Linked DNA regions of Homo sapiens: region 1 is linked to region 2. The links are chromatin loops, found by intact Hi-C in ENCODE. Cell type or tissue: ascending aorta. All regions are shown on one strand. Each heading gives the region's core, and the rest is flanking DNA. Links, peaks and the distances in the headings are about the cores only. Region 1 overlaps MYH10 (myosin heavy chain 10). Region 2 holds the start of MYH10 (myosin heavy chain 10).

Evidence for each region. Peaks named below come from ENCODE experiments on the same cell type or tissue, not always from the same donor. Only the 100,000 strongest peaks of a DNase experiment are listed, where the experiment ranks them.
Region 1: it touches region 2 in a loop (2.0-fold over the local background); 3 of 110 quality-filtered maps call a loop at or near these places.

What each region holds. Positions count from the first base shown.
Region 1 is chr17:8,534,471-8,550,237 of GRCh38, forward strand. MYH10 (myosin heavy chain 10) reads right to left here. Exons shown (of 43, transcript NM_001256012.3): 10 at 14,174-14,317; 11 at 13,843-13,938; 12 at 12,074-12,192; 13 at 10,978-11,130; 14 at 7,637-7,810; 15 at 1,288-1,461; 16 at 917-1,031. Among named protein-coding and RNA genes, the nearest start is that of MYH10, 88 kb to the right of the region's middle. RefSeq lists an enhancer at 8,741-9,035. In ascending aorta, for the core only: no CTCF peak of the experiment used is centred there; a DNase peak (open chromatin) is centred at 8,881; H3K27ac peaks cover 5,643 bases.
Region 2 is chr17:8,625,863-8,641,629 of GRCh38, forward strand. It overlaps MYH10 (myosin heavy chain 10), which reads right to left and starts at 4,863. Exons shown (of 43, transcript NM_001256012.3): 1 at 4,792-4,863. RefSeq lists enhancers at 3,236-4,014, 4,015-4,792, 4,793-5,570, 6,269-6,563 and a silencer at 5,055-5,734. In ascending aorta, for the core only: a CTCF peak has its summit at 4,901; DNase peaks (open chromatin) are centred at 4,309, 4,489, 5,079, 5,519 and 3 weaker places; H3K4me3 peaks cover 6,248 bases; H3K27ac peaks cover 6,119 bases.

The DNA.
Region 1 (15,767 bases), core at 4,292-12,291, 87 kb before region 2:
ACTTTCTCTGTGTCCATTCTTCAATTCCTGTCTCTTTCCTTTGGCCCCAATTGCCCTCAGCCTGCCTGCTTCCATTTGCCCTTCTCTGCTTCCATTCCTTTCCCTCTACCTCTAAGACAGCTAGATTACAAGGCTTAAGATGCTACAGAGAAAGCAGATGTGACCCAGGTTACTGAACAGGTCTGGCCTCAGGGTCAAGGTCTAGGCAGGGTTAGATCCAGGGCTAAGGTCCTGCATGGCCTGAAGCCAGGCAAAGAGGTGGAACAGAGCCAGGATGAAATGTAGCAGGTGAGCTGAGCTCTAGGAGAAGATACTGGTTCCTAAAATGCATAGAGACACAGAGACATTTTGATTTTCTGATACTAGTAAAATCTTCTAGTCTACAATAAAAATCACCAAAATTCTTCAACTGAGGTTCATATAACAAAAGAACTATGAGGACTGATGGAAAGAAGAGCAATTGATCTGTATGCAGGCAATTTGAGTTTATCCACCAGCCACTGGGTGTCGCGGCGGGTGCGGGTGGTGAGGAAGGACGGAGCTCAGCAGGCCTGACACAGGGAAAATGGAATGAGCAGGCCTTCTCGGGTTTTGTGTTCCAGTGTTCCTGGATTACAACTGACTTGGGACTGTGGTGGCCTAAGTCATACGTGTACGTCTTTGTGGCTCCGGGCCTAGAATGTTTCTGTACTCCTACAACATCTGACCAAGAAGGTAGCTGTCTCTGTATTCATTTCTTAACCCAAGTATTGTTAAAACGGATAAATTCCGATATAACGGCAGCCCTGCTCTAGGGAAAGAAAGATTTTAAAGTAAGAAGTTATATGTATCCATATATATGTAAAAGAACCATCTATAAACCTTAATTATAAAAGATTCCAGCCAAGCATGATTACAAAGATAAGCACTTTCTTACCATCTTTCCAAAGCTCTGCCACAAATCTGTCTGATGACTGGTGCAAAAGGGTGGCCACGTTGTCATTCAGGGGGTCCATATTCTTCATCAGCCACTCATCTGCCTTATAGTCCACCTATCCCGCACCAAAGCCAAAAGTGGTGAAATGGAGAACACAAAACCAAATGCAAAAACAAAAACACTTTAAGCCTCAACCAGAAACTTTTATACAACAGTCCCCAAAATGGGCTGTCTGAAAGACAATATGTTTGTAATATATACTGTATTTGTTTATAAATGTTTATCAGCACCTTTGTTACACCTTCATAAAAATGTAGCAAAATTTCAAACACAGCCATTTTAATCCAGTTATTCAACATAAGAGCTCTTACCTTCCCTGCATAATGTATAATGCAAAAATCAGCTTTGTCTTTTAATTGTCGAGGTTTCTGAAACTTGGAGTGGGAACCTTGCTCTTGAACCAGTTTTTCAACAAAGGTTTTATCTGTGGCTTTAGGGAACCAGCATTCTTCATCCAAAAGGGCCAGTACACCAGGAGGGTTCGCCTGATAATGACAGGCAATAAGAATTCACAAGTTTTGCATGCCACTTTAATACTACTGAGTCTGGCACTTAAACTTCTAAAACAATTAGTTTTATGAAGATCCATGGAAAACAAATTGCTAGGATGGAAAGGAATGTCTAAGCCATAACAAGTTTATAATTCAAACACTGACATCTCAAACTGCTAAATAAGTACTAACAAGAAAACAGAGGAGTAACTTATCTCAAACTTACAAATACTGTATGTAAATTGCAAGTAAATGAATTCCAAGCAGATGGCCCCACAAAAGTGGCAAATAAAAGAAGCCAGAAACGCAGTGGGAAGTGGAGAGATGAAACTGAATGTTCATGTTCAGTGACTGGCTGGAGAAATCATTATAACACCTCAACTAATGAGAATGCTTCAAACATTTTATATCCTAATCAGTTTAAGTTTCTGTTTAAGTAATTTTAAATTAAATGTATCACTTTATATTTGGCGAAATATTTTAAACTATTATTAAGTAGAATATATGGAAATTGATAAACTAAGTCAGTCATCAATTGCCTTATATATTTGTTTTAACAGGCATTTGACAACCCATTTTATGTGATGCAATTATTACTTCATTGAAAAAAAGTAGCACTTTGGGAGGCCGAGGCAGGTGGATCACGAGGTCAGGGGTTTGAGACCAGCCTGGCCAAGATGGTGAAACCCCGCCTCTACTAAAAATACAAAAATTAGCTGGGTGTGGTGGCACATGCCTGTAGTCCCAGCTACTCAGGAGGCTGAGGCAGGAGAATCGGTTGAACCTGGGAGGCAGAGGTTGCAGTGAGCCGAGATGGTGCCATTGCACTCCAGCCTGGGTAACAGAGCAAGACTCTGTCTCAAAAAAAAAAAAAAAGCGCTAGATGAATCCATAGAGACAGAGGGTAGATTAGTGGCAGCCGGGGATTGAAGGAACAGAATGTGGAGTGACCACTAATGGGTATGAGGTTTCTTTCTGGGGTGATGAAAACGTGGCAGGATTTGGTAGTGGTAATGGTTCCACAACTTTGTGAATATACTACAAACATCACTGACTTGTAGTTTTAAAAGGGTGGATTTCATGGTTTGTGAATTATGTCTCAATTTTTAAAAAGGCCTAGAGCTCACCATTGTCTGGAGTGACTTCCTTTTTGGAGGTAAATGACACATGAAAGCTAAATAAGATATTTAAATAGTGATGGTCTATTTTCTAGTGCTTCTGGGCCATCATTTATTGTCACACTGCAAATATGGCAAGTGTGTGATACAAAACTGAACTCGTACCAGTTCTAGGGCACACTCATGAAATCAGCTGTTTGAGTAAGACTCTAAGATCAGTTCTCATCAACTCACAAAGCTTTCATATTTACTGGCAAAGAGTTGGCAATACACACAAATGCTGTTTTTAAAAGTAGCTAGAGGCTATGGTTAAATATAAATGAAACAGTGTAATAAAGTGGTCAGAGAAAGGGATGGGTGATCTGAATGCCAGCGGGTGGAAGCTGAGGGAACCCTTCTGCAATGGAGACCCTTACCCCAGGGCTCCTCCACCTGAAAGAATTGTCAGGGTTTCAGATCAGCTAAAAAGAAGACAGTAATCTGAAGCAACTGGGATTAGGTCACTTTAGAGGAGCTCAGAGTGGCAGGTAACTCAATCCACCCTAATCACACAACAACTGTGAGAAAGGAAGTTCCACATTAATATTAATATAACAAAAACATCCTCCTTTTACCCTTTTACATTCTTAACCACTTTTAATGAGAATTTTCCTAAATTCTGACACAGTATCTCAAATAAAAATTTGTATTTTTTTCTAAATGACTTGGTGACAGCATGATCATGAATATCATTACTGTGTCTCCTTTTCATTTTTTCCACTTCATCCTTCAATGTCAAGATCTCTATTATCATTCCTTCTCTGAACCGGGTATTTCCAAGAGCTGTAAGCTTAGAAGCCTGTGTTTCTGAATATTGGTCATAGGTTTTGTGAAAGCTTGTGAACTCAGAGGCTTGCCTGCCACCAGCCCACAGTCTGGCAAGGCAGGGGCTGGGATTATGCGAGATGAGCTAAGCCTGGCACGGGCCTGTCAGGTGCCACCACAGAGGATGTTTTTACAGCATTTTCCTTCTAGAAAGTATTGTTTTCACTCTCCATTTTGCAAGGAACATCAATGGGATCATTATCCCATGTCATTCCACAGGCTGTCGTTAAATTCCCCATCATCATAAACTCTCATGGGGTTTACAAAATGTTATGTTTTTATTTTTTATTATTATTATTTTTTGAGACGGAGTCTCGCTCTTGTCCCCCAGGCTGGAGTGTGGTCACGCGATCTTGGCTCGCTGCAACCTCCACCTCCCGGCTTCAAGCGATCCTCCTGCTTCAGCCTCCCGAGTAGCTGGGATTACAGACAACCGCCACGACGCCTGGCTAATTTCTTTTTGTATTTTTAGTAGAGATGGAGTTTCACCATGTTGGTCAGGCTGGTCTCGAACTCCTGACCTCAAGTGATCTGCCCGCCTTGGCCTCCCAAAGTGTTGGGATTACAGGCGTGAGCCACTGTGCCTGGCCATGTTTTTATTTTTTAATCAGATATTTCTATGAATAAGTAGAATAATCCTCAAATTGAGGTAAAGAGTGAGTCAGCATTAAATCTTGAATTCCTTCCCTCCCCTTTCTGAGCTATCTCTCCTATAAATTAGGACTATTTAGGCAGGGAATAAAGGGTCCACTCTAAAGGCTGAAGGAAGAGCCTAGAAGTGCCAGTACAAAGAGGATAGGAAGGAAAGAAGGAACGAGTTACCTAGTTCTACTCATTGCCCGTCAGTGTCTGGGCATAACTGGTGACTAGGAACATCATGACTTCCCAGCTCCAATACTTTCTGAATGCCCTGGCTGCTGTGGTTTCAATGTGTTCCCTGAAAGTTCACATGTTGGAAACCTGGTTCCTAATGCAGCCGTGTTGAGAGATAAGACCTTTGGGAGGTAACTGGGTCATGGGGCTCTTTCCTAGTAAATGGATTAATTCATTCATGGATCAATGGGTTGTTGAGGAGGTGGGTTAGTTATCATGAGAGCGGGTCTGTCATAAAAAAGCCAGTTTGGCCATTTCTTATGAGCCCCCCCAACATGTGATGCCCTGTGCCACCTTAGGACTCTGCCAAGAGTCCCCACCAGCAAGAATACCCTCATCCAATGCAGCTCCTAGACCTGGGACTTCCCAGCCTATAGACTACAAGAAATCAATTTCTTTTCTTTATAAATTACTCCATCTTACTTATTCTGTTATAGTAACGGAAAACAGACTAGGACACTCGCCAAATAACTTCCCTAAAATACCACTTTCAACGTGCTGTTCACCTGCTGATTTCTGACCATAAAACTCATCCCTGGAATGCTCCCTGCACAGCATCCACGCCTGTAATACCTTCCACAACACTGCCAGCCTACTTTGTGGCCTTTGCCTTTTTCCGAATTCACAGAGCATCAGTTAGAGTCATACCCAGGAACCAATGAGCTCACCACTATGTTGTGTTCTGTTTTCTGGCTTCAAGATCAGGTTCTTGAGGACCAAGGCCATGCTATATACTATCTCATATCCCCATGGCACCCCCAATCTGCATTTCCAGGCCATAATTGAGGATTTAATAAATTCTTTTCTTTTTTTTTGAGATGGGGTCTCACTCTGTCACTCAGGCTGGAAGGCAGTGGTGTGACCGTATCACTGTAGCCTCCAACTCAGGGCCTCAAAGGATCCTCCCGCCTCAGCCTCCTGAGTAGCTGGTACTACAGGCACATGACACCATACCTGGCTAATTTTAAAACTTTCTTGTAGAGATGTAGTCTTACTATGTTGCCCAGGCTGGTCTCGAACTCCTGGTCTTAAGTGATCCTCTTGCCTCAGCTTTCCAAAGCACTGGGATTACAGGCATAAGCCACCACACCTGGTCCAATAAATTGCTATCTGGATCTTATTCTACCACCACAATATTTACACATAAGGCCTGGAAAATAATTAAAAATGTAAACATCAAACCCTTTCTACTTCACTTATTTATTTTTTTGTTTGGAAACAGGGTCTCACGCTGTCGCCTAGACTGGAGTGCAGTGGTGCAATCTCGGCTCACTGCAACCTCTGCCTCCTGGGTTTAAGTGATTCTCATGTCTCAGCCTCCTGAGTAGCCGAGACTACAGGCACATGCCACCACATCCGGCTAATTTTCTGTATTTTTAGTAGAGATGGGGTTTCACCATGTTGGCCAGATTGGTCTCGACCTCCTGACCTGACTCAAGTGATCTGCCTGCCTCAGCCTCCCAAAGTACTGGGATTATAGGCGGGAGCCACAGCACCTGGCCTTCTACCTCACCTATTTTTGCTTGGAGTTGGTTATTAGGGTTGAAATGTTTAATTACTTTACCCCATGATTTTCACCTTTAGAGTACAATTATTGTGTGAGAGTAAAAAAAAAATATGCAAAAATGGTATATAAAGTATTTTGTCCTAGAGGATAAAGCAAAAGAAATGCAATTAAGTAACATTAAGAAGAATTAATATTTGTGAGACTCATTTAAAGGTCACAAAACCATTAGATTTAAAAACACTCTAAAAACATTTAAAAAATTAAGACAGGTAATTTTCCATTTGGAAGACTTTCGGCACAATTATTCCTATAAAGATACTGACCTAGCAAATTTTATGGGTTCTCGTCCATCCTAAAATAAAACTGCAGGTACATAATCATTATATTCTTAAAATGTAGGACTTCCAGTGTCATATGGACGCATATAATGAGCATCTCAAAAAACATATCATATAGTCATCAATAGTACTAATGTGAAATACTCCCTTCCCTTATTTACATAAATGCCCAAACAATTCTTTAGGCAACAAAGCAGTGATGAAATGTAATGAAGTGTGTTCATGTGCTTGTGTATGCACAAGTTACCTGGAAGTCACTACAAGCATGCCACCTCTAAATGACCCTATAAGCTACAAAGAAGCAACTATCCTCACAACTATAAGTAATTTAAGATTTTTGCTCTAAACGTGACTTGAAAGGTAAAATGATTTCTTATGTATTATAAAAGCCAAATGAAAATTTTCTATTGCTTTCCTTAAACTCAAATTTCTAATGTGCTGGAACTACATCTCTAATAGGGGTGAATGTCTTCTAGGTTCTTCCTCTTCCCGATGTGCCACTGCTCCTCCTGACTGCAGGTACTGTACCATCCATGATCTCTAGCCATTAGACCTCCAACACCTTCAAACATGAAGAACACAAGTGGCAACCAGAGATTGAGCAGCAAGAACCAGAACTGCTTCAAAGCCTGCTGCACCTCCTAGGAGAAAACTCTGCGTTATTCAAACATACCTACTTAACTAGTGTTAGAGCTTCCTCTACGTTACAGATATCGGTGGTTAATCATGTTTTAGTTTTTCTTATATTTTGGCAGATAGCAAAATAAAATAAATGAAGCTGACACCTTGTTGAGCAAAAGCTAACTGATAAGGAGTACAGAACCAGATTGTCAACACTTGCTTGAGATCACATGGAGCTGAGTTCCAAAAGTGAATGAGTTATACACTCGAAGCTTGAACGTGAATGAGTTCTATGTATTTTTACAGAACATTAAACCACCAAGAAAAGAGTTTCTGATGCTTTCTAAGATTGCCACTAAAAATACATCTGACAAGACTTCCCTGAGAACAAAAACTTCAAATTAAAAAAAAAAATCTGGCAAAATAAAAACATCTTTGTACTTTAAAAGGCCAAACTTTAGTTATCTGCAAAATGGATTTACGTGACACGTCTTGTTCTCAGCTAAATAAAGTGTCAGGTGGAGCTCCACATCCTTTGAAAGGTACACACAAATGCCAGCGCACAGGGCCATCTGCAGTCTGTGCGAGCCAGAGCCCACTATCCAGTATTCCCATGCAAGCAAGGACAGGAATCAAGCTGCGAGGAGAGCTAAAGAAGGGTTTTACTGGCATGCTACTGACTTTTAAATTCTGTAGCTATTTTATCAGAGTATCACCTTCCTAGAAAATTTAGATCAGAAAATTATTTCACCACTGAACAGACTGGGTAATTTCTGTCTTGGGTTATGCCACTTAAGGTCACTGCTTGAGTGGAAAATGAAAGACAGCGAGCAAGTGAGCACTCTTACAGGTCTCTCTATTAGGTCGATGCATGGCTGCAGATCCAGCCCGAAATCGATGAAGTTCCACTCGATGCCTTCGCGCTGGTATTCCTCTTGTTCTAGGATAAACATGGTGTGGTTGAACAGCTGCTGCAGCTTCTCATTGGTGTAGTTGATGCAAAGTTGTTCAAAGGAGTTCAGCTACAAATGTCAAAGGGTAATTTTCCAAACATGGGGAGGTGGAGGGAAAATGGGAATAATTAGTTATGTAGTTATAAAAAAATTTTTCATTAAACATTACTAATTAGGTAGGAAGTACATGATTGCTTCTATCTAATGACAGTGACTAAACCAAGGGGGGTGGTCTCCCAATCCCTCTCTCACACACAGCCTTTTTGAAAAGGTAAAGAGAAAGAACATACTGTCTATGGCTGCATTACTGAACTGCTAAAATGAAAAGATAATAAACTTAATATGCTAACTGAATGCTCTGCAAGTAAAACAATTCAGTTCTTATTAGTGAATGGTTAAGGACTATAAATAAATAAATGAGACAGTAAGAAAAAGAAGAAAAACAAAGGCTTGGAAAAACCAGAGGCAAAGGAAGGCGAACAAGGTGGTGGGCGCGCTTCTGAAGCTGGGGTGGAGAATGCATTTGGTTCTGTCCCACTCCACTGTCACTCAGGCTGTGGGCTCTAAGGTGAGGTAGGAAAAGAGTCATCTTTACTGCATGGAATTGCTGAGAGCTCAGCCAGGCCTGGCACATGGAATGCGCTTAGTATGAGACTCTCTATCGTTTCTCTAAGCATTCCCTTCCCTTATCAAATGTTTGACCTTTGCAATACCAAAAGTGATATTGGACTGCCCTCATAAAGTGAATTTAGGCATTTTTCATATGTTATTGTCATTTCTGTTCCTTCTCTGTGAACTCTGCCCATTTTTTAAGAGAAAAATTGATTGGGCGAATGCATAGATGGGTGAATTAATAGGTATAATTTTCTTAATCATCCTATACACTAGAAGTGCTCAACCTCTTTCCTGCTTCTATACTGTTCACACAGCTGCATGTGCCCATAAATAACCTCTTTCATTATAAAAAGTGATTTTCAATTAAAGAGGATTTAACCCATCTCCAAGGAGTTGATTTACAGTCTGAAAAAGCCACTCCAATCTTTTCCATTCTCCAGAAGCTGTTAAATTCACTATTTCAGAATGAGGTCATGCAAGGAGGGCAGGGGCAGTGCTTGCCTTGCTCAACACTGTATTTCTGGCACGCATGACAAGCCTCATATTTACAGACTGCCGGATTCTGCTTATTCATGTTCATGTAGGTGAACTTTGCTTTGCCTCAGGATGATGACATCCTATTGCTCTATTTAGCCTGGGCCATTACAAAGAAGGTTTTTTTTTTTTTTTTAGGAGTCTCGTTCTCTTGCCCAGGCTGGAGTACAGTGGCACAATCTTGGCTCACTGCAACCTCCGCCTCCCGGGTTCAAGCAATTCTCTGCCTCAGCCTTCGGAGTAGCTGAGATTACAGGCATCTGCCACCAAGCCCAGCTAATTTTTGTATTTTTAGTAGAGACAGGGTTTCACCATCTTGGACAGGCTGGTCTTGAACTCCTGACCTCGTGATCCACCTGCCTCGGCCTCCCAAAGTGCTGGGATTACAGGCGTGAGCCACCACGCCCGGCCAAGAATGGTATTTTTAAAAATGAATTTCTACTTGTCTTCCATATTTAAACTACCAATTATAATTTTAATTGATTTTTAAATCAATAATGCATGGTAGAAAATTCAAAGTGTACAAAGAATTGCACCAGTTTCACTTCAATGAAACTTACTTGTTCTCCCTATTATCAACCAGTATCTCCTATTTTTGTGATCTTTCCAGAAATATGCTATGCATTAAGAAATGTGTGTATGTGTGTGACCCTGATTTTTTTTAACTTAACAATGTATCTTGTTATGTTGTGGGATCTTTCCTTAGTGTATAAAGCCAGCCCATTCTTTATAATGGATGCATAGTATTCCACTGTATGGAGCTATCACAATAATTTGAACCAGTTTCCTAAAGGTGGGCATTTAGGCTTTTTCTTTCCTTTTCTCATGACAAATAACACTCACTGAACAACTTAGCATTTTTACCATCTACATAAATGTCACATTTTCCCATCGAGAACAGGGTGTGTCTCCTCACTTGTTCAAGTCTTCTTTTCTTTTTTGCAGCAGCACTGTAAAGTTGCCTTCATTTAAATCTTGCCCATTTCTTTTAAAATTTATTTTTAGGTGTTTTGTCTGTTTGTTGCAGTTGGAAATGTGGGTCTTTTCTTTCACTATATCTTCTGATCGTTTATGTAGAGGAAAGTGACAGATTTTTTTAATGCAATTTGTACCCAGCCACTTTTCATGATTTCTTAATATATTTACAAATCAAAACACCTTAAAGCAATCTCTTAGAGTGGCAGTGGCAGGTTCAGTATTTATGAGGATAGACTTATAATTTTAAAGGGGTTCATTTTAAAATAAGACAATTCAATACCCAATAGTGGCTACAGTAACACACAGATGATCACAAAAAGCACTTAATATTTGTGCCGTACTATATTTACATAGTTTACATCTATATTTATGGAAATAAAGATATAAATTTTTAGATGCCCCAAATTTTATGCACCTCCCTGAAACACCGTAGCAGGTGTGTGACTGTGAAACTTTTCTGCATTGATGATGAGTAAGTATTTGGATAAATCTAGTCAGATCAACAGTGAAATCTATTGTTAAACCCTGGTTATATCTGCAGTACACAGATCACTGCCCGTCCAGGTGCCTCCCTCTCACTTTGCTCCTCTCCTGATTCCCCAGCCAAGCCCCCGTCATCTTGCCCGTGTTCTACTACAGTGGCCCCCTTGATGGTCTCTCGACCTGGCCCCATGCTCTTCTCCACGTCTCCAACTCCTCTCTCCCTCTGGTCAGCTATATCCAGTCATACTGGCTTTCTAGCAGCTTAGAACATTTGTTAAGTTCTGTCCCATACAGGACCACTGGAATTACTCTCATTATGCCGGGAAACTGACCGAGGCTGGCAGCTTCTCATCCTTCAAGTAAGCCTAACTGTTGCCAATGCAGAAGCAACCTTCCCTGAACAGCTATCTCAAGCTGGCCTCCCAGTTCTATCACAGCACCCTTTCAGTGCATTCTCACAGACCTGCGGATTCACTGATTATTTGCCATTTATTGTTTGGCTCTACTAGAATGGCAGGGACTGTATCCCTGGTGCCTCGTATGTACTGGGCACACAGTAAGCCTTCATATTTGTTAAAAGAACAAACAAAAAGAAGGACGAGCTAGAGGAAGAGGGGGAAGAATACCTCAAAAATTTCAAATCCAGCAATATCCAGGATTCCAATGAAAGATGCTCCCTGACGTTTGGTCCTATCCAGAGCTTTATTGATGCGATGAACGAGCCAGCGAAAGAGCCGCTCATAGGTAGCTTTTGCCAATGCTTCTACTGCAAAATCTGCCTGTAATTAAATCACAACAACCTTTTATTCTGGAAACAATCTCAACAAAGCATAAATAGCTGTTTTACGGAATTTAATGTTATACAGCACTCAAAAAACCTGAGATGGCATTCACTGCTTAATCATGTCTCAATTTTACACATCAATAGAAGGCAATATTAGAAGAATTAAATGAACACAGGGAATAACGAATTTGGGGGATGGGTAAAGACGCCTAATAAAAATAAGCTCCTCCCCATGCGCCTGGGTCCTGGGTAGCACTGTCCGCCTGGATTCAGCTCAGTTAAGCTGGTACTTTCTCTCTGCTGTACCACCCAGCACAAGGACAAGGCGGCAGGGGCCCTTGTGTTGGTCTGGTTCCCGAAGTATGCAGATTTGTCTACTGGATTATCTATCTACCTGGGGAAAACTAGAGATTATAATTTGACATTTACTTTTTTTAAAAAATCACCTTTAAAAAAATTTTTTTTTTTTTTGATACGGAGTCTCGTTCTGTTGCCTGGGCTGGAGTGCCGTGGTGCAATCTCAGCTCACTACAACCTCCGCCTCCTGGGTTCAAGCAATTCTCCCGTCTCAGCCTCTTGAGTAGCTGGGACTACAGGCGCATGCCATCACGCCCGGCTAATTTTTGTATTTTTAGTAGAGATGGGGTTTCACCATACTGGTCAGGCTGGTCTCAAACTCCTGACCTCAGGTGATCTGCCCACCTCAGCCTCCCAAAGTGCTGGGATTACAGGTGTGAGCCACCGGCCCCGGCCCCTTTTAAATTTTTTCGAAAACGAAAAAGTAAATATACTTAAAAAAAAAAAACTCATTTAGTACCTAAAAACACCCATGTAAGACAGTTTATATTGATTCAGTTTGTTACATGTCAATCAGAAGGCCAAATGGCCATGGCTTATCATTCAAACAAATCAGTAATAACAATGAACATGAAACCTACCTGTTCTTTGGTCTGGGCTTTTTGCACATAGTCTCGGCCGACCTTGATCCGGGGAGTCAGGATGGCCCGAGTAAACTCCATCACATTCATCCCAAGAAGATGGCAGAGCTTCTGCGCAACTGAAGTGTAAAAAGTCTCCTAAATCCTACATTTTTTACTTACAATCTACTCACAATATATTCAATAAACACTGGAAAAACCTTAGTAACAATTAAATTGTATTAAGAAATAAATAAAAGTCTTAAAATCAGACAAGTTTTAGGTCTAATGAAAAATACCTTCCATCTTTTCAAATTAATACACACTCATTTTTAGGCTACAAGAGATGGCTAGTCAGCATTTGACTGCCTTGCCTATTTATTCATTTTTTTAGAGGCAGGTTCTCACTATGTTGGCCAGGATGGAGTGTAGTGGCTATTCACAGGCATGATCTCACTACTGATCAGCACGGGAGTTTTGACCTGCTCCATTTTCAACTTGGGCTGGTTCACTCCTCCCTAGGCAACCTAGTGGTCCCCTACTGCTGGGAGGCTACCATATACTGATGCTGAACATAGTGTAGACAACCGACGGGCATAGCACGACAGCCTAGAACTCCTGGGCTCAAGCCATCCTCCTGCTTCAGCCTCCCGAGTAGCTGGGACTACATGGCCACTATGCCCAGCCTCCTTACCTTTACAAGAGTGACCTGATCCTCCTCTATTTATGGGTCATTAAAAAATTTCAAAGCCAAGCTATACTAATATATGCCTTACTCTGCATTTTAGATGGCTCCATTTTAAGTCTATTTAACCATGGAAAAGCCATACGGAGGATGGAGGCCCAACCGCCAATCAAACTACTTTGACTGAATGACAGATGAATGGTCCTGGAAATCAACAGCCCTAATAGGAGGTGCCACAGCTTGGCCAGAAAATGGTGACCAAGAAGCAGCAGGAGAGGCAGGCCCCTTAGAAGAGCCACACAGAATTAAATTGTTATCAAGCCTCAAATTGGTTATAAAAAACGATTATTTCAAGGGCAGATAATGTGACTTTATGTCAGCCTTCACCCGCCACAGTGGACTGCGGATGCCTCCATGAGGCAAGATAACTAACTTGTTAGAATAATCAAGCAGTCAAGGCAATATAGAGATTCCTCACTTTTTCTCTCCAGACCATCTGAAGCAAACTGATATATATATAATATATATGTATATTATATATACATATATTTAATAAATATATACTTTATATCCATATTATATTTATATATTTATATTAAATATATATTTAATAATATATTATATATATATATTTGGGTCACAAACTTTTGTTCCTGACCAATGCAAATTTAAAACCATTTTCGACATTTAAAAATGGGAATATTTCCTATTAAGATCTAGATTTCCATTTTTCTTTGAAAAGTCACTTATATTTGGCAATACTGGGCCTGTAATCCTGGCAAGGTGCACACTGGCTGGAACTCGGCAGCTGCACCACCCTCTCAGGTAAGTGTGTGACCTCCTGCGGCTGAGTTCTCCTCCCTCAATTCCCAAGGCCTCCTGCATGCTAAGGCAGAGACCACTGCTCCTTTTCATCCTACACCCTGTCCCCTGTCCTCATTTATAGAATCAGAGGAACCCTCGTGTAAATACACGATGTTGTCACTCTACTCAAGGGTCCCTTCAGAAATGCTTCAGAGGTGCTTTTACGCTTGCACTGTAACACCTTCTTAGAGAGCACAACAAGCCATCGAAACAGAAATAAAGTCAGTATTCATCAGTTTACCTGTATTTTCTGGCATGGAAGCTTGATCAGTATTTCTCTCCTTTTTGAAAGAAATATTTCCAAACTGTAGCACTGAAGATACTACTTTAAGCATTGCTTCATATTGATAAAAAGAAAAAAAAAATTAATATTGCCTCAAAATGTAGCGGAGACATATTCTCATTTATTTTGTGCTAAAAATTAGCTATACAAAACTTTTCAGTAAGACATGTCTTTTCAGGATTTCATACAATTCATTAGTTTCCCAGTCATTTTCTAGTTTAGGTGATTTACCCCAGATGTATAAGTCTTAGGAAAGTGAGTACCAGAATCTTAGAGAAATCACACATACACAGAATCTCTTCATGGGAGAAGCCCATTATGTGCATTGCTTCCATGGTCTCCTGGAAATTATCTTTGTCTTGCTGTCCCGGAATAGGAATATAGCCATTGGAGAGAAACCTGTAGTTATTAAATCCTTCAAGAAGCAAATCAGCTAAAAGGAAATATAATGGAAGAAAATTTGATAAATACTCATGAAGACAACTAAGCCATAACTGCATTCAAACTGTGCCAGTGTCACAGGAGAGCAGTGGTCACCATGCAACCCATTGCCAGCAAAATGTTTTTTTTCTTTATATATTCATGTAAATACACAAACATACATTTTTTTAATTATCTGTACCAACAAAGGAAAATGATGATGTTAACAACGCAAAAACCTTAACAGGAGTTTTGGGGATGGCAGTTTGTACAATATTCTGTTTGAAATTGGTTATCTGCGAAATGATGTCAATTGTCCAGATGACAAAACTCTATTGTTTTCAGATTTAAATATTTTAGCCCTCTTTTTTGAAGGAAAGCTTTTAAACTCATATTCTATATTCCTATCTTAGCAAGTAGTTTGCAGCAAACACTATGAAGTGAATATGAAAACTACCATGGACATAAGCTAAAGATACAGTGATGTGGACCAAGCACGTCCCGAGCCCAGCAAAGGCCCTGAAACACTTTCTCCAAGCCAGCTTGCTTGGTGGTTAAGTTGCCTTTAGAATGATGATGTGATGTGGCGCAGCAGACTATTGTAACAGGTACCCGCACTGACTACTGTACCGTAGGAGACATGAATTAAAGAGAACTTACTCTTTTGACAAATGCATTCTTGAGAGCCAAAGAATATTTCTCAGGAGTGCTCAAAATAGCAGGGCTATTTATCGTTATAACAGATATGCAAATATGCTCCCAGCTTTCTTTGTGACTGGCTCTCTTGCTCTCCTGCAGAGAATTTCTGCAGGTCACCCTGTCCCGTTATTCTTGTCTACATCACATTTAACTTCTACAGGGTACTGCCTGCTGCTTTCTTTTTCTATTTCTTTCAACACTTTGATCATTTTAAAGAATTTACTCGCTCTCCCTCTCCCTCTCCCTCTCTTTCCACGGTCTCCCTCTCATGCTGAGCCGAGGCTGGACTGTGCTGCTGCCATCTCGGCTCGCTGCAGCCTCCCTGCCTGATTCTCCTGACTCAGCCTGCCCAGTGCCTGCGATTGAAAGCTCGCGCCGCCACGCCTGACTGGTTTTGGTGGAGACGGGGTTTCGCTGTGTTGGCCAGGCCGGTCTCCAGCCCCTAACCGCAAGTGATCCGCCAGCCTCGGCCTCCCGAGGTGCCGGGATTGCAGACGGAGTCTCGTTCACTCAGTGCTCAATGGTGCCCAGGCTGGAGTGCAGTGGCGTGATCTCGGCTCGCTACAACCTCCACCTCCCAGCCGCCTGCCTTGGCCTCCCAAAGTGCCGAGATTGCAGCCTCTGCCCGGCCGCCACCCCGTCTGGGAAGTGAGGAGCGTCTCTGCCTGGCCGCCCATCATCTGGGATGTGAGGAGCCCCTCTGCCTGGCTGCCCAGTCTGGAAAGTGAGGAGCGTCTCCACCCGGCTGCCATCCCACCTAGGAA
Region 2 (15,767 bases), core at 395-8,394:
TCCAAAGTTCTGTGGTTGCCATGGTGCGCCACTGCTACCAGCAGGTATGTTAGAGTAGAAAAAGAGGTTGAAAACCAAATTCTAGACTAATTCATAACAATTTAAATAACATGTTGATGTCTTAAAGGTTATAGACTTGGATAAAACAAAAACCGCAAAATAAGATGAAACAAAAAATCACACAACATGTGATTAATGTTATTAAAACTTCTATACAAATAAAATTGCTAACACATTTTATACCTAAACTTGCATTAGTCTTCTAAGACATCCTCTTTGGAGAGGGCAATACAGAAAACATTCATAGATACATGTACATTCTGCATAACAGTTTTAAAAGCCTCTAGGGACTGGTCTAATAACACTATTAACAAGTTGTCTCTTTCCAACTTAAACGTTGCACACTGGTAAAAAGAAAGGAGGCCAGGTGGGGTGGCTCACGCCTGTAATCCCAGCGCTTTGGGAGGGCGAGGCAGGTAGATTGCTCGAGTCCAGGTGTTCAAGACCAGCCTGGGCAACATAGCGAAACCCCGTCTCTACAAAAAATACAAAAAATTAGCTGGGCTTGGTGTCACAGGCCTGCAGTCCCAGTTCTTCAGGAGGATGAGGCAGGAAGATCACTTGAGCCCAGGAGGCAGAGGTTGTAGTGAGCTGAAATCACACCACTGCACTCCAGCCTCGGCAACAGAATGAGACTCTGTCTCAAAATAATAATAAATAATAATAATAATAATAATAATAATAATAAGTAAAATAAAAAATTTAAAAAAAAAGAAGAAAGGAGGCATGGCTTCAAGGTGGGAAACATCACAGGTAAATTTGAGAACAAATAATAGGATACACACTCCACCTTTCAGAAGGGTAGAATCTATTAAAAGAAAATATTCAACTATAACAAAATATGACAAGTTTCTCTTACTATTCTTATCAGGTGTAAACTGCATATCCTACAGAGCACTTAGGAAACTGTCTTGCTGTCAGTAGACACGCACACACTTCTTAAATTTTACACTGGACATGTAATTAGATGCTTAAATTTAGCAGGTGACTATAAATTAGAATAATTTAACAAATAACTTCTAGAACAGGTCTAGAAGCAGTAGATTATATATCTTAAAATTATTTTATCAAATTGGGACATCTTACATATTATCAGTACTTTTTCTAGATGGGGAAATGCTTGTAATTTAGTATTTTAAAAAACCCAGTAGAACACAAAAGTGTAATTACACAGCATGTTCCCAATTTTGTGGGGAAAACTACATACACGTGTGTATTTTTTTTTTAAACGGAACAAATATTCATTGGGTCTTTACTGGGTAGTAGGATTACCAATGACTTTCACCTTTTCAGTCTCTTCTACAACTAAACACTATGAGGAGAGTCATCTGTTCCACGCTGTATCTTGAGCATTTTGTCTAGTCCCTGGTATATAACAGGGGATCTGTACCTATTGATCAATATTTACGTGAATGGTCCCAACCCTCATAGTGAAATTCAACTTCTCCACAACCAAAAAGCTATTATTCCTTCAACTCCTGACCCAAATGCCATCCTTTCAGAAGTTCTTTTCAGGTCAATGTGGCAATTTAATCCTTTTCCTTCTCCTAACATTTTGTACTGTTCTCCTGACTTTCTTCTTACCCTACCCTGCGTTGTACCAGAGGGCTTTGCAGCTGTTAAGTGTTCATATTATTGTTTACCTGATAGAGTTCATGAGACCATTGGAGATATTTTGTTCAGTTTAATTCTTCACTTGTAATTGTCAAATACATTTATTTCACTCCATAATACATTGGTACCCAATCTGGATAATACTGGTGTTTAACAGTGTACCACTCACCAGTGATTTGCTTTGCAGGAAGGACAACACTATGATTTTTAAAACAGCAGATACCATTGTCATATATCACTAATTATGGCCAGGCACTATTCTAAGCAGTTTACATACATCAACTCTTAATCCTCACAACAGCCCTATGAGGTAGGCACTATTAATATCTCCATTTTACAGATGAGGAATCTGAGGTACAGAGAAAGCCAATAACCAGCCCAAGGGCACACAGCTAACAAGTAGCAGAGCTGGGATTAAACTCAGAGTTCAGCTCCAGAGTACACACTACAATGATGGAAGGTGACATGGAGGAAATTTTGAAGGGTGTGTAGTGTACAATGCTATATACTACCTTTCTACTAAATAAAAACCCAATCAATTACGGCTTAAAAAGTATAGGCTTAACCAATGAATCATCTGGCAAAGGTTTTATATATTTTATAGAAAAAGATACCCATAACTTAGGGGAAATAAAGACAAACAGGAATCTTTTTGTTAGCGAACATAAAGATGGTCTGAGGGTTATTAGTGTCATTTTAAATTGCTGCCTAATTACAATTAAATCATTTATCTGTGTATGAATTAGCCCCCTACAGAGCCAAAGTTGCCATCCCTTTCAGTGGTTTGACACACACACCCCTGGGGCTCCACCCCCAGGTCATTTTTCACTTCCAATGAAATGTCACCCAGCAAACTTTTCAAATCCCTCCCAGCACCTACTATGAGTGTGGACAGAGGCAAACAATTCAATTTTATGAACGGCCTGCACATAGAAAGGCAAACAAGAAGGATGGATAAATTATCCATGACAGAGCATCCATCTATAACAGATGAGCTAAAACAGAACTGTCCCAATTTGGGTACTGCTACCATTGAGGTCACTTACATGACAGGGCTGGACGAGTCTGCTAATTTATCAAAATCCTGCTCAACCCAATGATCACAAACACAAACCAAACACAAAAGGCCACTATTGCTACTTATGGCCTGCCCCATCTCCCAATTAATATCTCTATACTGTGTTTAATATTTCCAAAACTAGGATCCAACACCAGGAACTTTAATTCCTCACATGTGATAAAGTGCATAAACCGCTGAAGCATATAGTCTTCCACCCTACAACGTGCCCTTCAAGATTTCCTCCATCTCACCTTCCATCTCAGCTGCCTTCGTTATAATGATTTCCCTATGGAGCCCAAATGAAAAGCCAGGCTCGCAGGGGTCACATCCTTCTGCTGCCAAAGCTCGTGCTATATCGCACAATTACACCATATGCTTTCTCCAGATAAGGACGGGGAAGAACTGAATTTAAGATGCAGAAGTAAGGAGATGCATAAAATGGCCACTTTTCCAGAACCCGAGACAGGCAGGGCATACTTAAACATCAAAAGCAAGGGACTCAAAGAATAATTAATAAAGGCAGATTGATGAAGGAGATAAAACAATAAATAGATTATAAAGTTTTCCAGAGTGAGATACTATCAAGAATAATTAAACCTGACTCAAAGAATCCTCAGTTTCAACGTTAAAAAACAAAATCTCAGCAAAGCCAAAGTATTATGTTTGGTATTACATTATTCAGCGAAAACAGCAGTCTTTGTTTCATCTGCAGTCTGCATCTACCCCGCCTGCTTTCCCCTACCCCACCCCAGCCCACCCCACCCCCTTCCATCCACCGCAGTGATCTTGAAGGGAGCTGCAGAGGCCCTAAAGAAACAGAGATAACGGCTGTAGGCAGAGGCCACGTTATCCAAACCTCACCAGCCCGGTCTGACCCGCCGAGTCGCCAACCTCCTTCCTAAGGCCCTAGTTCCAAACAGGCCTGGCTGGGGGCCTCCCGCTTCCCAGGGCCGCATCCGCCCACCACAGGCCCACAAAGCCCCCACAAATGCCAGGACTCCGCGGCTTCAACTTCCCTCCGAACCAATTCCAGTCCGATTTTATGGGATCAGGGTGTGACCCCCAACTGCAGAAGGCAATGAAGAGACTGCGGCGAGCCATTCCCAGCTCGCTTACACAATAAAGGGATCCCGAGGCGAGTGCTGACCCTCCCCCCGGCCGTCCTGCTGCAGCGCGCCCCGCCACATTTCCCGCCTCGCCCCCTCAAACCGCCTGGGCCTCGCAGGGCGTCCACCCCCGGCCTAGGCGCTCCACGGAGGGCGCGGCAGGACGCCCTCCTCCCGCGCTCCTTCCCCGGCGCCGGCGGAGTCCGACCCTCCCCACGCCCGCGGCCGGCTCCGGAGCCCCTCACCCGCCGCGCGCTTCCCCGGCCGCGCAGAGCCAATGCCCTCCTGTCCCTCCACCCACGGGTCGGGCGCGCGCCGCCCGCCTTCCAAGCCCATGGTGAACCCCTCTGGTGCTGCGGGGGACCGGTCGCGCCAGGCCTAACCCACCCAGCAACCCACGCAGGGGCCCTTCCTGCCCAGCGCCCCCCCACCCTACCGCCGGGACTGCGCTTTCCAGCCCCGCTTAGAATCCCCTCTCTTCCTGGGAGGCAGACACTGGCTCGCGGGGCACGCCGAGACCTCCGCCGGGACACTAGCCCCTCGACCTCGCGCCCCCAGGGATCCCACCCACCGAGAACCTGGTCCTCACGTCCCCACCCCCAGATCTCCATCCCCCAGCCCCCCAGGGGTCGCCCTCCTGCACACCCAGGCCCTGACCCCCGCGGGTTTCACAAGGACTTCATTCCCCGCTCCTCCGGGAGTCTCTCCATCTCCACCCACTGAGGTCCCAGTGCCCCCAGCCCAGGACCCTGCTCAAACTAACCTAAGGTCCCCGCAGCACAAACCCTACAGCTCAGAAGCCCCTCTGTCTTCCCCAGCTCCCGCTTCGGTCCCCCGTTCCTGTCCTCCAGAGCCGCCCGGGACCCCTCAGCCCAGGAGCCATTCCTCCCTCCACAAACTGTCCCCCAGCCCTGGGCCGTGCACTCGGACCCGGGTAGCCGCACCTCTCACCTTCAGCCGAAGATGGTGGCGCGGGCGCACGTCCCCAGCCGCGACCACAGATCCAGCGCCTCAGTCCCAAACCCACCGCTGCCTCCGCCGGGCTCCTTTAGCACTGCTGCTCGGGGCTGCCCCACCCACCCCTACCCTCATTGGGCCAGCTCCACGCCCATCACCGCCGCCCCCAGACCCACTGGTTGGTTTGCGCGCCCATCTCCAAGGGAAGACGTTAGCAACCCGAACGAAGCTACCTTCCCGAGTCCGGCTCCCTCCACCCACCTGGAATGACGCTCATTGGCTCCCGCTCCCAGCCCAGGCCACAGAGGCCCCAATCTCATGGGCTGGCTCTTACGCCCGTCATAGGCTCCGGGAGGTGCGGCCGGGGCAGTGGCGCGGGATTGGCTGGCTCGTGCGTAGATGGACAGCTGAGGCTGGCTGAACGCCCGGCGATCCCGCGAGGCTGCGGGTGCGGGCCCCGCGGCGGCCGGCGCGCTGCGCTGACATTGGCTGTGCGGGCCGCGGGGCAGGTGGGCCGCGGCAGGAGGCTGGCGCTCTGACTGCAGACTCCTCGTCCTAGCGTCAGGCAGCCGCCGCAGCCGCAGCACATTCGAGCGCCCGGTCGCCCCCTGTGCTTGCGGCAGCCGGCATGTACCGCAGCGGGACGGGGTTCCACCGCGGAGTCGCGGGCCCTCAGCGTTGCCTGCAGGGGCGGGGCGGAGCGCGGTCCAGAGTCCTGACGTCACCCCCGGGGCTGCGCGGGGTTGGGGCCGCGGCGCTGCGACTCACCTGCAGTGGGGGAAGGAACGCGGGGGAGGGCGCTGCTCCGCCCATGCGCACAGGGTTTGGCCCGGGACCCGGCTGCGCTCCACGCTGCGGCCACTGTCCCGACCCCGGCCCCAGGCGGACTCTGCCGGGATCGGCCGAGCGCCAGGCGCAGGACACGGTCCTCCAAGGTCGCAGTTTTGGTGTTAGCGGGGTGAGAGGCTCTCCTGCCCAGCCTCCAGGCAAGGCTGAGATTCCAGAAGAATGAGAAGAGAACCGACCTTGGAGAGAAAACTTGGAAGAAACTTTATTCACCTCATTCATTCACTCGTTCAGTCGCTCCTTCATTCATTCATCAGAGCTCCCTACGTGAAGGGCTATGAGAGGTTCTTAAGAATATAAGGCTGGATTCCTGTAGCGCTGTCATATCCCCTAGGGCTTATGAAAACGTTGGAGACTGAAAAACAGTGGCCCCAAAATAACGAAAGGAAACTGGAAAAATCAAAGTAAATAAAATTTAATGAAATGTCTGCAGAATCTAGGCAACTGCAACAAAACTCTTGCATAATTATATATAAATATAATAAAGTCTAAATCACATGAACAAAATGAATTATTCATACAAAACCTGAAAGTCAAGATCATAAAAATTCACAGCAAGATGCAGTTATTAATCAGTTATTAATGTAGGCTATGGGAGCATTTTAATACATGTGATAATGATGTGTTTGCCTAAGCCTAGGAAACGTCTAGTCTGGCAAAAAGTGAATTAAGCAAAAAACAAGGCAGGAAGTCCTAAGGAAGGGTTGGTGGAATTCAGAAGAGGCTGGAAGGCAGCTGAGTGCAGAGTCCTTCCTGGGGAAGTCCGAACCAGGCTCTGTTTTGTCCTTTGTCCTGCTGCATCTGGTCCCCCACCCCCACCTGCCTGCTGGGGTACTACCCCGTGTCCAGGTGTCTTGTGACTTGGCTCTGTGAAGAGGTCTGTCCTTCTAATGCAGTCTGCACATGGAGTACAAATTAACTTTCCAAAATATATGAATGATATTCCTCTAATGAATTTTAAAATGTGTTTAGAGAAGACCAAAGACTCCCTCTCTGAGGCCTGAGTCTCCACTTTGTCAGCCACCGAAGTCATTTCTCAGTGCAATGTTCTATGCTTAGTGCATCCACTCGCGAATAACACTGTAAGCCACAGAGTCAGTAGTTTCTCATAATTCAAAAACTTTTGCATATATATGTGTATATATATGTATATATGTATATATATGTGTGTGTATATATATTTTTTTGTTTTGTTTTGTTTGTTTCTTTGAGATGGAGTCTCGCTCTGTTACCAGGCTGGAGTGAACTGGCATGTTCTCAGCTCACTGCAATCTTCGCCTCCCGGGTTCAAGTGATTCTCCTGCCTCAGCCTCCCTAGTAACTGGGACTACAGGCGCGCGCCACCACGGCCAGCTAATTTTTGTATTTTTAGTAGAGAGAGGGTTTCACCATGTTGGCCAGGATGTTGGCCTCGATCTCTTGACCTCGTGATCCGCCCGACCCGGCCCCTGAAAATGCTGGGATTACAGGCATGAGCCACCGTGCCCGGCCAACTTTCACATAATTTTAACACAAACTCAATGGACCATCAGAAGAGGAGGGCAGGAAGTTCACCAGAAGGAAATACCATAAAGACATTAGTCTTGATGAGAAATTAATAATAAAGAGAATATCCCCAAATGTATCTTTCCCCCTGGTGGCTCTTTGGCACTTGGGCCCTACATGTCCAACTGCCTGGATGAGAGGGGGACTGCAAAAGCAGAAGGTACCAAACCTATTTTCTTCTATCACCCTTTCCCACTACTCAAACTCTCTCTTCCCAACTTCTTTGTGAATGGAACCACTCTTGCAATCTCTTTCTTTCCTTTCTTTTTCTCCCAACACCTAGCCCCACTATATATCTATCATCCATCCCAGGCAGCCTCCTCTGACTCCAGTTCCAACCATGTAGCTTCATCCCAGAATTTGCTGCCATCTTGATGAAGAAAGCACAGGATTTAGAAGCAGATAGACCTGGCTTTGAATCCAACTTTGCCTTTCACAAATTACTTAACCTCATCTCTCAAAAGGGGATACAAATGTATACCTAAAAGACTCGTTCATGAAGATGGAGCATAATGATTTCCTGTAAACAAAATGTGGCATTATAAATAGATTGAAAATTGTCCCTTTTTCTAGTGTACATGTTTATTACAGAAGACTGAGGAATCTTTCTCCTCTCTCTCTCTCTAGTAATTTTTGCTGTCGGTCTAGGCTGCTTTTATCTCCAAAAGAAAAAGTTCACAGACTATTGTTTTGCAGGGTCTAGGTCAGAAGTCCATATTTGTTCCCTCAGGGCAGTTCCAGCCCCTGAACTTGTTTTGTTCCATCTGTACAGGATATACAGCATTTTTTAAAAAAAATTGAATGAATTCCAACATTTAAAAACCAAGCACTATCCCATATCATTAGCCATTAGGGAAATGCAAATCAAAACTACAATGAAGGCCCAGGCGCGGTGGCTCACGCCTGTAATCCCAGCACTTTGGGAGGGTGAGGTGGGTGGATCACTTGAGGTCAGGAGTTTGAGACCAGCCTGACCAACATGGTGAAACCCCATCTCTACTGAAAATACAAAAAATAGCCGGGTGTCGTGGTGGGCACCTGCAAGTCCAGCTACTCAGGAGGCTGCAGCAGGAGAATCATTTGAACCCAGGAGATGGAGGTTGCAGTGAGCCAAGATTGTGCCACTGCACTCCAGCCTGGGCGACAGAGCGAGACTCCGTCTCAAAAAGAAAAAAAAAATTTTTTTATTTTCTTTCTCAAAAACAAACAAACAACAACAAAACAACAACAACAAAACACTATGAGATCCCACTTCACATATACTGGAATAACTATAATAAAAAAGATGGACAATAATAAATGTTGGTGAGGATGTAGAGAAACAGCAACCTTAGGCCACTGCTGGCAGGAACGGAAAATGGTTCAGCCACTTTGTAAAATAGTTTGGTGGTTTCTTAAAAAGTTAAATGTATTCTGTGTTTTTGACCACAGTTTTTTTAAAAAGTTAAACATAAGACCGGTGGCAGTGGATTACGCCTGTAATCCAAGCACTTTGGGAGGTCGAGGCGGGTAGATCACCTGAGGTCAGGAGTTTGAGACCAGCCTAGACAACATGGTGAAACCCCGTCTCAAAAAAAAAAAAAAACAAAAAAACAGAAAAACAAAAAAAAAAACTGTAGAGACAGAAAATAGAATATTTGCCTGTGGTGAGGACTGGGGCTGGGGAGGAGAGTCAGCACGGTGAATGTAAATGAGAGATCTGATTGAGTTGATGAACTGATTTATGGTGATGGTTGCAGAACTTGGTAAATTTATTTAAAAAATTATTATACACTGCGAATTATATGAATATGCAAAATGTACCTTAATAAGGTAATATTTGAAACATAAAGAAACAAAGAGCTATCAAGGCGAGTGGATCACCTGAAGTCAGGAGTTTGAGACCAGCCTGGACAACATGGTGAAACCCCGTCTCTACTAAAAATACAAAAATTAGCTGGGCGTGGTGGTGGGCGCCTGTAATTCCAGCTACTCGGGAGGCTGAGGCAGGAGAATTGCTTGAACCTGGGAGGCGGAGGTTGCAGTGGGCCAAGCTTGTGCCACCGCACTCCAGCCTGGGTAACAGCAAGATTCTGGCTCAAAAAAAAAAAAAAATTTAAACATAAATTCACCATATAATCCCACATTTCTACCCTTAGGTGTCTACCAAAAAAGAAGGAAGACCTGTGTGGACACAAAGACTTGCACACAAATGTTTATAGCAGCATTATTCATAATAACCAAAAGATGAAAACAACCGAATGGTCCATTAGCATGGTGAATAGTCAAAAGTGGTCTATCCATACAACGGAATATCATTCAACAATAAAAAGGAAGAAACTATGAGTACATGCAACAACATAGGTAAACCTTGAAAATATCATGCGCAGTGAAGGAAGCCAGACACAAGAGACCACATATTGTATCATCCAATTTATATGAAATGCCCATAAAAAGCAAAGCTGTAGACCAGGCGTGGTGGCTCATGCCTGTAATCCCAAGACTTTGGGAGGCTGAGGCGGGTGGATCATGAGGTCAGGAGTTCGAGACCAGCCTGGACAACATGGTGAAACCCCGTCTCTACTAAAAATACAAAAATTAGCCAGGCGTGCTGGGGCATGCCTGTAATCCCAGCTACTCAGGAGGCTGAGACAGGAGAATCGCTTGAACCTGGGAGGTGAAGGTTGCAGTGAGCTGAGATCGTGCCATTGCACTCCAGCCTGGGTGACAGAGCAAACCTCCGTCTCAAAAAAAACGAAGAAGAAGAAGAAAAAAAAAAAGCTGTAGAGAAAATAGAATATTTGCCTGTGGTGAGGACTGGGGCTGGGGAGGAGGGTCAGCACAGTGAATGTACATGAGAGATCTGATTGAGTTGATGAACCGATTTATGGTGATGGTTGCAGAACTTGGTAAATTTATTTAAAAAATTATTATACACTGCAAATTATATGAATATGCAAAATATACCTTAATAAGGTAATATTTGAAAAATAAAGAAGAAAAGAGCTGTCACATGAACATCGAGATTTCTAGCTTCCCTTGAAAAATTGGAAGGTATGGAAATTCAAGCAACAATTTGTCGATGCCTTGGCTGCTGCTCATTTTTAGACAAAGTGTGTGCTTCCCAGGGTGCCTTGGTCACTGCCGCTCCTTGCTGTCTGTTTTTTTGTTGTTGTTGCTTGTTTGTTTGTTTTTGAGATGGAGTCTCGCTCTGTTGCCTAGGCTGGAGTGCAGTGACGCTATCTTGGTTCACTGCAACCTCCACCTCCCGGGTTCAAGCGATTCTCATGCCTCAGCCTCCCAAGTAGCTGGGATTACAGGCGTGTGCCACCACACCTGGCTAAGTTTTATATTTTTAGTGGAGACAGGGTTTCACCATGTTGGCCAGGCTGGTCTTGAAATGCTGACCTCAGATGATCCACCTGCCTCAGCCTCCCAAAGTTCTAGGATTATAGGCGCGAGCCACGGTGTCCAGCCCCTGTTATCTCTTAAAGCTGACCCACTATGCTCATTAACATTATTTGCCCCATCTTTTTAGGTATTTATTTGAGTTTTCAGTCTCTGCCATACGTGTTGGGGGGCTTCATGTGAGATCATCCCAGAGAGATAAAAAGGGTAGTGTTTTTGAGTTGAAGAATTGTTCCTTTGACGGTGGTAAGGCCGTGGGAGGTTTGGGATGTCTAGAAGTGTAGACAGGGGTACCCTTTGAACATGATTCCTGGAAGCAGTAGAACCTCAGGGCGTGGACTACCGTGATGGTCATCTCACAGCCCACTCAGGGCAGTAACACCAGACCAGTGAGAAAGATCAGTGCTCAACTGTGATATCTTGAGCAGAAGGAGTGATGGTAAAAACAGAGGCTTCAATGAGTTGAGAAAAAAAAGAAACTTCCAGAATTTTCTTGAGGCACTTAAGCTCTGGAGATCTGAAAAAACCCAGGAGAAGAGGTTCCTGAAAATTGCTAATTTAACATTTCTCATCAACCATGTAGGATTTGGCTAAGTCAGATTTAATTTGGTTTAGAAAAATGAAGGCATGCATTATGCTAAATGAGGTAACTCAGGAATGGAAAACCAAATACTGCATGTTCTCACTTATAAGTGGGAGCTAAGCTATGAGGATGCATAGACATATAGAGTGATATAGTGGACTTCCGGGATGGTGGGAGCAGGGTGGGAGGAGGGTGACGGAGAAAAGACTACATATTGAGTATAGTGTACACTGCTCAGGTGACGAGTGACTAAAATCTCAGAATTTACCACTAAAGAACTCGTTATGTAAACAAAAACCACCTGTACCTCAAAACCCACTGAAAAAAAAAATAAGCCAGGCGCAGTGGGTCACACCTGTAATCCCAGCACTTTAGGAGGCCGAGGCAGGTGGCTCACCTGAGGTCAGGAGTTCTAGACCAGCCTGGCCAACATGGCGAAAGCCTATCTCTACTAAAAATACAAAAAAATTAGCCGAGTGTGGTGGCGCGTGCCTGTAATCCCAGATACTCGCGGGGCTGAGACAGAAGAATCGCTTGAACCCAGACAGGGAGGTTGCAGTGAGCCACGATCATGCCACTGCACTCCAGCCTGGGCGACAGAGCGAGACTCCATCTCAAAAATAAATAATTAATAATAATAATAATAAGGAAAAGGAAAATGAAGGCATGATAATCCTATCCCCCTAGCATCTTAGTCAAGCCATACCTGTGACAAATAGTTATTGAGTATCTTTTGTGTCTATGGGCTGGGCCAGGGTACTGAGGAAATACCTGTAATAACGTAGACATGGTCCTTCCCTCGAAGAGCATAAAGTCTAGCAGGAAAAGTAAACAGATAGGCAGATAGTTGCAATTGAGCAAAAGTTCTAAATCCAGAGTGCCCAGAAACCCAGAGGGTTTTCGGAGTTCTATAAAACCTCTGAAATTGTGTGCAAAATTTATCATGTTCTCTTTTTTCTGGAGAGAAGATTTAGCTTTTAGCAGGTTCTCATAGATGCCTCTCATCCAAAAAGGTTGGGAGAATACAATATAGTATCGCCAGTGCTACATTATGGAAAACACTGCAAGATCCAAGGCCGAGTTAAGAGGGCCACTTAACTCAGAATGGTGGGGGTTCCAGAAATTCTTCTTAGAGAAAGTAATATTAAAAATATTATCTGGGCTGGACGCAGTGGCTCATGCCTGTAACCCCGGCACTTTGGGAGGCTGAGGTGGGCAGATCACGAGGTCAAGAGATCGAGACCATCCTGGCCAACATGGTGAAACCCATCTCTACTAAAAATACAAAAATTAGCTGGGAGTGGTGGCGTGTGCCTGTAGTCCCAGCTACTCGGGAGGCTGAGGCAGGAGAATCGCTTGAACCTGGGAGGTGGAGTTTGCAGTGAGCCGAGATCACGCCACTACACTCCAGCCTGGCGACAAAGCAAGACTCTGTCTCAAAAATAAAATATATATATATATATATATATATATATATATATATATATATATATATAAAATCTGAAGAATAAAATGTTAACCAGACAAAGAGAAGAGGAAAATTCTGTCAGAGAGACCAACACAGAGAGAAAAGAATGCAGGGCTTTCCAAGCCCAGGAAGAAGTTGAGAGTAGCTAGAACAAAGAGAAGAAGCACGGAGGTAGAGGGAGATATGGAACAGAGAGGGTAGGCGGGCCGGCTGTATATGTAAACCATGATGTGGAACTTAGATTTTATCCAGAGCTCAGTGGGAGATTTTATCCAGAGCTCAATGGGGGATCTGTGGGAGAGTTTCAACTGGGGGAGTAACATGACCAGGTTTGTGTTTTAGAAGGCTCATTCTGGCCCTAAGGTGGATGAATGGATTAAAGTGAGTCGGAGGAGGCCAGTTAACAGGTTGCAGCAGCAGATAGCCCAGCTCAGAGTGGATGGTGACTTGGACTAAGGAGGGGCCAACGGGTGGAAAGATATGGTCAGATTGCGGTGATTGCCACTGTCAGGATTAAGTGAGATATTTAAAGTGCCAAGCCAATGTGTGAAGATATTGAAGTGCCTACCATAGTGCATAAGGATATTTATAGTGCCTGGCACAATGCTTGACACATCGTAAGTTGATTCCCTTCCTCTTTCTTCTCATGGCCTCCCGGACTAAAAACAGTCCCTCCCCATATCCTGTACACACTTTCATTAAAACAGCTATTAAAAATCCTTACACTTTTTACCCTCTATCCCTGTATCCTCATTAAAAACCAGCACTGTCCAATAGAGATAGAATGTGAGCCACCAATCACGCTACATATATAATTTAAAATTTTCCAGTAGAGACATTTAAAAAGTAAAAAGACACCATTCACATTAATTTTAATCATATATAAGCAAATACATATAGAATGTTACATTTCAACATGTAATCAATGAAAACAATGATTATTAGGATAGTTCACTTTCTTTTTTTCATGCTAAGTATTCAAAATCTGATGTGTGTTTTAGGTTTACAGCACATGTCAATTCATACTAACCACATTGTAAGTGCTCAACAGCTACATGTGGCTGGTGGCTACCATATAGGACAACACAGTGCTAGACTGTAAACTCCTGGCAGGAAGGGCCAGCTTGTATCCCCAGGAACAACTTAGTGCTCGACACATAGTAGATGCTCAATAAATGTTTATTGGATAAAAAGATGACAGGATGGATGGATTAATGTATGGATAGGTGGATGGGAGAAAGGATGGATGGATGGATGGATGGATGGAAGGAAGGATGGATGAATGGATGGATGGCAGGATGAATGGCAGGATGAATGGATGAAGGAAAGAAGAATAAATGGATGGATGGATGGATGGATAGAAAGAAGGATGGATGGACAGCAGGATTGATGGCAGTATGGATGGATGAAGGAAAGAAGAATGAATGGATGGATGGACAGATGGATAGAAAGAAGGATGGATGGACAGCACGATTGATGGCAGTATGAATGGATAAAAGGAAAGAAGAATGGATGGATGATGGATGGATGGATGGAAAGAAGAAGAGCTGGATGGTAGGTTGACAGGATGGGTGGATGGGTGGATGGATGGATGAGGAGATCCCTTTCAGCTTTGGGGAAGAGATAGTGTTGTAGCTGAGTCTGAAAGATGAGCAGGATGACAACAGTTAAGGATGATGGGCTGCAAAAGGCAAGCATGGAAGGAACCAAAGCATGGCAAAGGCAAGGAAAAGTGATATCAGGAAATGGTGGGAAGTAATAGAGTTTGGTTAAAGTATGTAATGCCTGCTGCACAAAAGAAAGTGGGAAGTGATCCTGGAGATTCCTAAATCTGACACCAAACCCTATGTACAACAGGGAACTCCCAAGCTTCTAGCATTGTTTGCTTCAGTCAATATTTGAGGGACAGATGAAAAGAGAAATGAGAGGAAGAAGTAACGTAAAGGAGGAAATACTAACAAAAAGAAAGAAAAATGTTGACAAAGTGGTAAGAATTACTGGTTTTAGTGTTAGCAAATAACAAGTAATAGGAAAGCTTACCAGAGGACCCTTGCCATTATCCTTTCCATCCTGATGGAAAGAGGAACAGGTCACAGGAGGCGAATAGCTTGAGAAGCCTGAAGTCTGGTCAGTAGATCAGTGGTTAGAAAATAATATAGTGTTGTTGGTCTCAGAGTTTCTGCTGTTCCCTGATGGATCAGACCTGTAGGGAATGTGGTGCATTTGCTGGTACAGAGGGCCCAAGCTTGACATCAAGCCTGATTGTTGTCACATGACACAACATTGCTGCCACCTCCTTTTTAAGGAGCCAGGGCTGGTTTGCTTCCTTTCTGGTCAGTCCTACACATCGAGCATTAGAGGAAATCAAGATATTGCCCTGGGTTTGTTGAAAATAGATATTATTCTTCAGGCAAAAAAGTATGTGGGCATCTCATTGGAAGTTGTTTGCAAAATCCAAATCAGTTGTTTTCTTGAAAGATATTTTTATCAAAAGCTTTAAAACATCCTTTGTGATACTGGGAAAGTTCCTTAACCTCTCTGAGCTTCCATTTACTTGTCTGAAAAACAGGGATAACAATACTTACTTCAGGCTGGGCACGGTGTCTCACACCTGTTATCCCAGGACTTTGGGAGGCCAAAGTGGGAGGATCACTTGAGCCCAGAAGCCAAAGTGGGAGGATCACTTGAGCCCAGCCTGAGCAAAATAGGGACACCCTATCTCTACAAAAAATTTAAAAATTAGCCAGGTTTGGTGTTGGGTGCCTATAGCCCCAGCTATCTGGGGGGCTGAGGTGGGAGGATCGCTGGAGCCCAGGAGGTTGAGGCTGCAGTGAGCTATGATGCAGCCACTGTGCTCTAACCTGGGCAACAAAGCAAAACACTGTGTCAAAAGAAAGAAAGAAGAAAGAAAGTAAGAAAGAAAGAAAGAAAGAAAGAAAGAAAGAAAGAAAGAAAGAAAAGAAAGAGAGAAAGACCTACTTTATAAGGTTGCTGTAAGGTTAAATACAATAAACTAACACTTGTAAAGGTTTTAGCACAGTGGCATTTGTAAATATCTTATCACAAACTAGCAGTCAATAGTGTCACTCTTTATTATTGCTATTATATTTATCATCGTTATCATTACCATTTGGAAAGGAC